Linked DNA regions of Homo sapiens: region 2 is linked to region 1. Evidence: read pairs that join two places in POLR2A ChIA-PET (ENCODE). Cell type or tissue: PC-3. All regions are shown on one strand.

Region 1 (5,000 bases):
CACTTCCATTAAAATCTGGCCAATCAAGTCCTTAAAATCGGAGAATACTGTTGGAAAGGCAGAACAAAGAACAGGTTACACACAGTTCGAACACAGGTTACACAGCCCTTGAATAAGCCAGCTGACCCCAAATGGTTCGATGCAGTATCCTGGATTAGATTCTGGAATGGTAAAAGGATATTAGTGGAAAACCTAAATAAAGCCTTGTGTTTAGTTAGTAGTAATTTCTTAGTTTTGACAAATGTACCATGGTTATATAAGATATTAACGTCAGGGGAAACTGGGTAAAGTATATATAGGAACTCCCTGCACTAACTGAAACTATTCCAAAATTAAAAGTTTATTAAAAAGAAAGTTGGGGTACAGTCATTGAGAGTTACCGCTGATGTATATTAATTGTAAAAAGAAGCTACTCCCAACTATAGAGGTTACTTTATTATACTACAAATGCAACTGGGTTAATATTTCTTAGTCTAGATATGTTTTATAGATAGTAATAAAACTATTAAGTCCAAGGTTCAAAAGATTTTATGAAGGGTCCAACATCTAGTCACCATGTGGCTTTCAGGAGCAAATGCTACATTCTAGCTTCCTTCTTATTCTTTGCAGCTCCCAGTTGATTTACTGTTGGTCTTTAGATACATTTTAAATACCACTAAACAAAAGTTTTAACTCATGGAAATTTTATCTGATTTGGTTATTTAAAATTGCCACTTACATGTGTAAGACAGAGTTGCCACTTAACATGTGTAAGACACTTGTTTTAACAAAAGTTTTAACTCATGGAAATTTTATCTGATTTGGTTATTTAAAATTGCCACTTACATGTGTAAGACAGATTTGCCACTTACATGTGTAAGACAGAGAATCTTAAGATTTATAATAAGAATAACAAGTAGCAGAGTTTCAAATACATGGTCTGCTCCATTAGCAGAGTTAATAAGTAAAATCAGAAATAGTCTTATCTATCCTCCAGAAATACAAAGGACTTTTTTTTTCCCTCCTCAGAAGATAGGCAGCATAGAAAAGAGAAAGGTGATCTCCTTGATATTCACGCATCCATTTAAAATCTATCTATTGAGGGACTATTTTGTGCAAGATATCCTTCTAGGGATACATCAATGAGTAAAACAGACAAAAATCCCTACCATGAGGGAAGTTACATTCCAGTGATAGGCCAAAAAAACCACTCCAGCACACCTCCCATACCTCTTCTGCGTTCCAAATGACTACTGTAAAGAAAAAGGATAGTGCCCTATGATGCTGATATCTTGCTAAGAGTTTTATTATTTTGTTACAAGCTTGGCCTCTTAAAGTGGAATATCAGAAACACAGCAAAATGTCATTATGTTCTATCTTGCTAAGCAATTTAACCAAATAGACCAATTCCACCGTCTATACATGGCTTCATAGGCACTTAAAGCAGGTATAGCTCATACAGAACACTTCTCTCAGGATCCCTGGAGACCACCCACTATATCTATACTTCATAAGAGGAGGTAAGGCCAGGCTCGGTGGCTCAAGCCTGTAATCCCAGCACTTTGGGAGGCCGAGGCAGGCAGATCACGAGGTCAAGAGATCGAGACCATCCTGGCCAACATGGTGAAATCCTGTCTCTACTAAAACTACAAAAATGAGGCCAGGCACGGTGGCTCATGCCTGTAATCCCAGCACTTTGGGAGGCCAAGGCGGGCGGATCACGAGATCAGGAGATCGAGACCGTCCTGGCCAACATGGTGAAACCCTGTCTCTACTAAAAATACAAGAATTAGCTGGGTGTGGTGGCGCATGCCTGTAATCCCAACTCGGGAGGCTGAGGCTGGAGAATTGCTTGAACCCAGGAGGTGGGAGTTGCAGTGAGCCAAGACTGCGCCACTGCACTCCAGCCTGGTGCCAGAGCAAGACTCTGTCTCAAAAAAAAAAAAAAAAACAAAAACAAAACAAACAAAAAAAACTACAAAAATTAGCTGGGCGTGGTGGTGCACGCCTGTAGTCCCAGCTACTCCAGTGGCCGAGGCAGAAGAATCACTTGAACTCGGGAGGCAGAAGTTGCAGTCAGCTGAGATCATGCCACTGCACTCCAGCCTGGTGATAGGGTGAGATTCCATCTCAAAATAAATAAATAAATAAATAAATAAATAAATAAATAAATAAATAAATAAAGAGGAGGTAATGCTCTAAGCACCTTCTTACTACAAAGAGAAAAACTTCAACCCTGAGAAAATGGAGACCATTAACCTATTTACATAGTATTATAGAAATCATGGAAATGAAAAATAAGTTATCGATAAGATCAGTGGAAAGGGAAGAAAGTGGCTAAACAATTGTGTCCTCATCAAGAAGTATCCCTGTCATCAAAAATACAACCCAAGAGCAAGATGGAGTGAATGTGGATAACAGAGGGCAAAGATCTCACATCTTATTTTCTTGTCGAGTACTCTGCAGTAAGACTGCTGAGCTAGATTCCTACCTTCTTTTGGGTTCTGCTTAAACTGTGCAGAAAGAGAAGAAAGAAAGATGACATCTCTGTCCCGGTCCTTCCAAGAGACACGGAAGATCTTACAGACCAGCTGTAAGGCCTGCTCTTCAGACACTTCAGGGCCCGAGGAAGGCTCCTGGTGAAGAAGAAGATTTGCAGGTTAATTTCAAATAAGAGGTATGAGTTAGGTGTTTCAATAGGAATACGTTATTCTGATTTAATTCATTATTAGTGATGATATTTTAAAAATGCATGAAACCATTCACCCACTGATTAGGGGAAAAGTAAGCCTATTCCTATAACATCAAAGTTACAACATCTAAGTCTCATGAGCTTACAATACAATCTATGGGGAGCATAAAAGAGCAAAGATGGCCGGGCGTGGTGGCTCACACCTGTAATCCCAGCATTCTGGAAGGCCGAGGCCAGTGGATCACCTGAGGTCAGGAGCTCAAGACCAGCCTGGCCAACATGGTGAAACCCTGTCTCTACTAAAAATACAAAAATTAGCCAGGCGCGGTTGCGGGCCTGGCTACTCGGAGCTACTTGGGAGGCTGAGGCAGGAGAATCGCTTGAACCCAGGAGGCGGAGGTTGTGGTGAACCAAGATCACGCCATTGCACTCCAGCCTGGGCAACAGAGTGAGGCCCTGTCTCAAAAAAAAAAAAAAAAAAAAAAAAAAAAAAAAAAAAAGAGCAAAGTCATTATCAAAAGTCACCAAGGAAAAATATGTGACAGAGGATGTACATATCCTATCTATTTACTTTTCTGAATTCCATAGGACCAGGTTAACACTCCAGGTGCATGACCAATTTTCCTCCAGGAATTTTTCAAAATTGTAACATTTCTCATTACATACCACCACAGATAAAACAGCATATAAAAAAGAATTTTGTAAACATTAAAGAACTATACAAAATAAAGCACTGCACCACTAGGAGGCTACAGTGCAACTTCTTATTTTTTCCTTTGTTTGTCTTTATTTTTGTTTACAGTGCAACTTCCAATAATCATTAACATGTGTTGCTAAAGGATTCCTAATAATTTACTAAACAGAAAGTGATGTAATTATCTATATTAATACACACACACACACACACACACACACCCTAAATGCAGAGCACTAAGCTCAGGTGATATTCAAATATAAAGGCTTCATGTTTTCCAAAACCTTCTACTTGCGACTAGATTCTACATATTCTTGCTTCAATTCCCAGTCATTTTCCTCAGAATACTGCTAAAGATGTGATGATCTACTTGCTTAAAAGCAAAAGACCAGGCCAGGCGCAGTGGCTCACGCCTGTAATCCCACACTTTGGGAAGCCAAGGCAGGTGGATCATAAGGTCAATAGATCAAGACCATCCTGGCTAACACGGTGAAAACCCATCTCTACTAAAAATACAAAAAATTAGCTGGGCGTGGTGGCGGGCGCCTGTAGTCCCAGCTACTTGGGAAGCTGAGGCAGGAGAATGGTGTGAACCTGGGAGGCGGAGCTTGCAGTGAGCCGAGATCGCACCACTGCACTCCAGCCTGGGCGACAGAGCGAGACTCTGTCTCAAAAAAAAAAAAAAAAAAAAAAAAAAAAGCAAAAGACCAACAGAAAGAATTCTAATTTGCTCTAAATTAGTTCCTATTACAACCTAAATTTACTGATAAAATCATGGCCCTGAACCAAAAACAGATGGATATTATCAGATCAAAGGACTGAGTTACACTTTCATGAATAAGGGTAATCTAGGTTATTCATTTTTCCTCAAAAGAATAAAAATAATCACCTGCCTAGGACTTCCTGATTTCGGGTGGCCCCAATCTAACAGACTCTACAGATACAAGACATGAAATGTGTTTATTTCTATTACCTGTACCAAGGGCTTCATCGCTTACCAACCTTATCACTGAGGCTCCGCTTTTCTCTTCGATCATTTTCATCAACCTCCATGTTTTCAATTCCTGAATCCACATCCACCTGGGACATGCTTAAAGTACAAAAGACAAACAAGCCTTTTACCTTTTATAAATCCGCACAATGTCACTGTAGCTGCTGGGTGAGAAAATGTTTTAAAATATCAGTTAATCAGGAAAGGAAAATGATAATGGTCCATCTTTTTTCTTATTAATTTTTAAGAGTTCTTCATAAATTAGGATCTAAACAATTTGTCTCTTATACATGTTGGAAATATTTTTCCTAAGTTGTCATTTTCTTGGGCTTACTTTTTAAAAGTATATCATTGGCCGAGTGCAGTGGCTCACGCCTGTAATCCCAGCACTTTGGGAGGCCAAGGCAGGTGGATCACCTGAGGTCAGGAGTTCGAGATCAGCCTGACCAACATGGAGAAACCCCATCTCTACTAAAAATATAAAATTAGTCAGGCGTGGTGGCACATGCCTGTAATCCCAGCTACTCGGCAGGCTGATGCAGCAGAATCACTTGAACTCAGGACACAGAGGTTGCGGTAAGCCGAGATCGCACCATTGCACTCCAGCCTGGGCAACAAGAGCGAAACTCCGTCTCAAATAAATA
Region 2 (5,000 bases), 490 kb after region 1:
GCCCTTCCCAAGCCTCCCTCGTGATCTGTTCTCAGCTCTGGCCCAGCTGAGCCACCGGCTCACCTCCAACACACTTCCCTTCCCTCCAGCTCCAGAACGGGTGCCCCGAAGCCAGGAGCTCTGAGCCTCAGCTGCAGCTCACTGTTCTCACCCTGGCTTCAGGAGCTCCAGATGTGTGTGCCTCCTGCCACCTCCCCTCAGAGCTGAGACTGGGAGATGCCTACATGTAGCTAAGGGACATTTCATTCAACCATTCATTCAATGTTTAATGAGCCCCAACTACGACCCAAGGGCCCTGTTCTAGTGGAAATGACATTCTAATGGGGGAGGCATGCAGTCCAGCGGTCATGAGGCAATCACAGCGCAGATTTAGTGGAAGTGATTTGCGGATATTGAGAGCACAGTGGGAAAAGGCCTCTCGCAGGCGGTGGGTGGCCGTTTAGGATGAGAACTGAAGGATGAGAGGTGCGTGCTGCGTGGTTGTGCAAGCTCCAGGCAGGGAACACAGGGCAGAGGACTCCAGTGGGCGTCTCTGAAGCGTCCAGTGCAAATGCTCAAAACTCAGTTGACAGCCTGGGCTACATGGTGAAACACCGTCTGTACTACAAAAATACAAAATTTTTCTTTTTTTTTTTTTTTGAGATGGAATCTTGCTCTGTTGCCCAGGCTGGAGTGAAGTGGTGCGATCTCAGCTGACTGCGACCTCTGCCTCCTGGGTTCAAGCAATTCTGACTCAGCCTCCCGAGTAGCTGCAATTACAGGTGTGCACCATCTTGCCTGGCTAATTTTTGTATTTCTAGTAGAGACAGGGTTTCACCATGTTGGCCAGGCTGGTCTCGAACTCCTGACCTCAGGTGATCTGCCCGCCTCAGCCTCCCAAAGTGCTAGGATTACAGGCATGAGCCACTGTGCCCAGCCCCCAGTTTTTTTAATTTAGCCGGGCGTGGTGCGTGCGCCTGTAGTCCCAGCTACTCGGAAGGCTGAGGCCTGAGAATCCCTTGGACCCAGGGGATGGAGGCTGCAGTGAGTCAAGTTCGTGTCACTGCACTCCAGCCTGGGTGACAGAGCGAGACCCTATCTCCAGGAAAAAAAAAAAACAAAAAAACTCAAAAACTAAATTCACAACCTATGCGATGCCCCTGCTGGCATTTCCCTGGGCCTCTGCTGCACTTTTAAGTGGATAATTACATAAGTATCTGTGTGCCTGCCCAAGTCTGACCCCCTACTCGAGGTAAGCTCTTTGGGACAGGGACAGCTCAGTGTTGCTCATCATTCATTGTATCTCGTGGACCCAGCACAGTCTGGCCCACCCTAGGGGCACCGTATTGATGGCTGCACAGTGGCTGAGGATGGATGAACTAAGGAAAGAACCTGCTGTGGAAATCCCGGAGTCCTCCCCTCCTTCACTGTGGTCCAGCTCAGTCCCACCCGGTGAACAGGGCTGGACACGCACACTTGGCTGGTGAAAGGGTGTGTGGAGAACCCCAAGTTGGCACCAAGCTCAGGGGGCTGCACTTCAGCCCTTTAAGGACTGAAAACAGCTTTCCCCACTTCCCTCTGCCTTTGTAGCAAGATATCCTCAGTTGAAATCACAGAAAGCATTTTGCAGTGGTAGAGCCACTCTGGACCCCACAGAAGACACCTATGGTGGGGGTGGGGGGAGAGTTCCTGCCTCTGATCGTCCCTCAGAAGAAACAGGGGGTCACCTAGGCCCTTTCCTGTTGCACAGAGGGGTCCAGCGTCACACGGCTAGTAGGTTGGTATGGTGGGTGGTATGCTATAGTAGTTTTTGAACTTAAAAAAAGAAAAATCGGTAGACTTTTCTGATATAAAACAGAAAAAAGTGGGTTAGCACAAGACACAGGTCATAAAGACCTTACTGATAAAACAGTTTGCAGTAAAGAAGCTGGCTAAAATCTACCAAAACCAATAAGGCTTATTTATTTATTTATTTATTTATTTATTTAGAGGCGGAGTTTCGCTCTTGTAGCCCAGGCTGGAGTGCAATGGTGCGATCTTGGCTCACTGCAACCTCCGCCTCCCGGGTTCAAGAGATTCTCCTGCCTCAGCCTCCCAAGTAGCTGGGACTACAGGCATGCTCCAGCACGCCTGGCTAATTTTGTATTATTATTATTATTTTTTTTAGTAGAGATGGGGTTTCTCCATGTTGGTCAGGCTGGTCTCAAATTCCCGACCTCTGGTGATCCACCCACCTCGGCCTCCCAAAGTGCTGGGATTACAGGCGTGAGCCACCGCACCCGGCCCAAGATGATTTCTTTACTGTAACCTGTAAATTCTTCTCAGTTGAAACCCTGCCTAAGAAAACTGAGCTTCTCTGCTAGAGAGGGGTGGTGCCGGGCACCCTGCCTGCCTCTCTTCACCTCTCCAAATTCCTTCCTGATCTTCTGATGAGCTTTCAACTGCATGGTGGAAGATGCCTGGGAACCAGGGGCAGGTTTCTACAGCAAAACTCAGCTCAAGTACGAAACTAATTTTTCTGTACCTTTCTGTAATGCAACACACAAAAAGCTTTAGCATCTTATTTTTTAGAGAGAGGGTCTTGCTCTTGTCACTCAGGCTGGGCAGTGGTGCAATCACAGCTCACTGCAGCCATGACCTCCCAGGGACTCAAGCAATCCTCCCACCTCAGCTTCCCGAGTAGCTGGGAGGACAGGCATGTGCCACCACACCCAGCTTTTTTTTTTTTTTTTTGAGACGGAGTCTCGCTCTGTCGCCCAGGCTGGAGTGCAGTGGCGCCATCTCGGCTCACTGCAAGCTCCGCCTCCCAGGTTCACGCCATTCTCCTGCCTCAGCCTCCCGAGTAGCTGGGACTACAGGCGCCCGCCACCACGCCCAGCTAATTTTTTGTATTTTTAGTAGAGACGCGGTTTCACCCTGTTAGCCAGGATGGTCTCGATCTCCTGACCTCATGATCCACCCGCCTCGGCCTCCCAAAGTGCTGGGATTACAGGTGTGAGCCACTGTGCCCGGCCCCAGCTAATTTTCTTGTTTTTGCAGAGACGAGTTTACACTGTATTACCCAGGCTGCTGTTGAACTCCTGGGCTCAAGAAATCCTCCTGCCTTGGCCTCTCAAAGTGCTGGGATTACAGGCATGAGCTACTGCAGTGGGCCCTTGGGATAATCCTTCAGAGGTGAATTATTCTACTGAAGATTCTGGCCAGGCACAGTGGCTCATACCTATAATCCCAGGACTTTGGGAGGCTGAGGTGGGTGGATTGCTTGAGCTCAGGAGTTCGAAACCAGCCTGGGCAACATGGTGAAACCTCTTCTCTACAAAAAATACAACAAAAATTAGCTGCGTGTGGTGGTGTGCACCTGTATTCCCAGCTACTGGGAGGGCTGAGGCAGGAGGAATGTTTGAGCCCCTGAGGTTGAGGCTGCAGTGAGCTATGATTGCATCACTGCACTCCAGCCTGGGGGACAGCGAGACCCTGTCTCAAACAAAACCACCACAAAGAAGAGATGCCAATATCTTAATGCCAGGATTATGAGGCATTTTCTTTTTTGCTCACTTCTATTTCTAGGTTTTCTACATAAATGTGTTACCTTTTGATAAGAAAACCATAGATGGCGTTACTACTGTTGCTCCCAAGTTGGGGAGAACCTCACAGCTGAGGGCGCTTGGCTCTCTGCTGCCCTCACTTGGCCTCTCCTCGCCAGGCCGGGGTAGGAGCTGAATGGGCTGCTGGAAGCCTGAGCCTCAGGTTTAAACATGATGTTCCCAACATCTTGAGGACCCGAGGTCAGTGAGCTCAGAGGCGTTTGTGGCTCCCGCTGCAGGAAGCTCCTGATGGGAAGCCGTCCCAGCCCTGCACCCTCATCTGCCCTCAGGGTCTGGTTCAGGTTGGTCCTGCCGGCCCCTGGGAGCCGGTCCCCCTGCTCACTGGCTGTGGTCCTCCTGCCCGCTGGGCACTGGGCCAGAATGACAGCCCACCTTGGTAGAGCTCCCTCTGCGTTGTGCTGTGGCTTAAGGGTCCCCATATCAGCCCCGGATGGCCGTCCTGTTACTCCCGTGTCAAACTGAAGCCAACAGAAATGCAGATCCCAGTCACCAGAAAGGTGACCCCAGAGCTTGTGCTGTGACACCCTGGCCATTCCCCATCCCCGCCGCCTCAGCATGGAGCCGTGCAGCAGCTCTAAGCCCTCTCTGAGGAAGACGAGGTCTTTTTCACAACCTGACCGTGGTCCCTGCAGCCAGGGGCAAGGACGGTCAGGGATGGCTGGTGGGCTCAGGCTTTTCTGAAGAGCTGAGCTGAGCATTTCCTGCCTGGACACCCTTCTCTGCGCAGCAAACTCTGGGGTGTCCTTCCGGCCCAGGCTCAGCCAGGCAGCGAGTCTCCTGTCCAAATCCCTAAGCCCCTCCAGGGACACTGTCTGGTCACACTGTGGCCACCCCAACCCGAGCCCCCCACTCCAGAACCCCCCGTTGAAGAGGAAAGAGAAAGTGGATGAGAGCCCCCTTAGCAGGGACCCTGCCCTACCTGGAAGGCCCGAGCTGCCCAAGCAAACGAATACAGACAGCCAGCAGGCATCATTCAAAGGCTGTATCTTTTTTGGTTTCCTTTTTTGCTTTTGTAAAGAAAAATAAGGTTGTGTTTTCTGTTTGAAACAAAACATAAAACCCCCTCCCGCTGGGCCTGTTCCCTGGCTCTGGGGGATGCTGGGACCGCAGGTCTGGGCAGGAGAGGCCAGGCTGCCCGGCTGAGAGGAGGGAGCGCCCTCAGAGCCAGAGATGGAGTGCATTTGGGAATGGAGTTTGATTAAGCAAAAAATAAAAAACCTCGACACACACACACACGCCTGCTATACAGAAATGGGGACCAAGAGGCGCTGCCTCCGAGTTGGAACCATTGCTGGCAGCTGGACTCAAAAGTCCTGATGCTGTCCTGGGGCCCCCATTCCCCACGTTTCAGGGGTAGGCAGGGCAGGAGGCGGCATCCACAGCTCTCAGGACAGGAGTCAGGGGAGAGGAGGGTGA

The links. Peaks named below come from ENCODE experiments on the same cell type or tissue, not always from the same donor. Only the 100,000 strongest peaks of a DNase experiment are listed, where the experiment ranks them.
Region 2: POLR2A ChIA-PET joins it to region 1 with 12 read pairs; 2 of 35 experiments call an interaction of 5 or more read pairs at or near these places.

What each region holds. Positions count from the first base shown.
Region 1 is chr1:10,100,563-10,105,562 of GRCh38, reverse strand. It overlaps UBE4B (ubiquitination factor E4B), which reads right to left. Exons shown (of 28, transcript NM_001105562.3): 4 at 4,368-4,455; 5 at 2,471-2,615; 6 at 1-47. Among named protein-coding and RNA genes, the nearest start is that of UBE4B, 70 kb to the right of the region's middle. In PC-3, a CTCF peak has its summit at 3,439; no DNase peak of the experiment used is centred here.
Region 2 is chr1:9,614,429-9,619,428 of GRCh38, reverse strand. It overlaps TMEM201 (transmembrane protein 201), which reads right to left. Exons shown (of 11, transcript NM_001130924.3): 11 at 4,552-5,000. LOC124903837 reads right to left here and starts at 4,765. Exons shown (of 2, transcript XM_047436734.1): 1 at 3,957-4,765. The coding sequence starts at 4,765. RefSeq lists enhancers at 3,391-3,450, 3,460-4,004. In PC-3, a CTCF peak has its summit at 3,652; no DNase peak of the experiment used is centred here.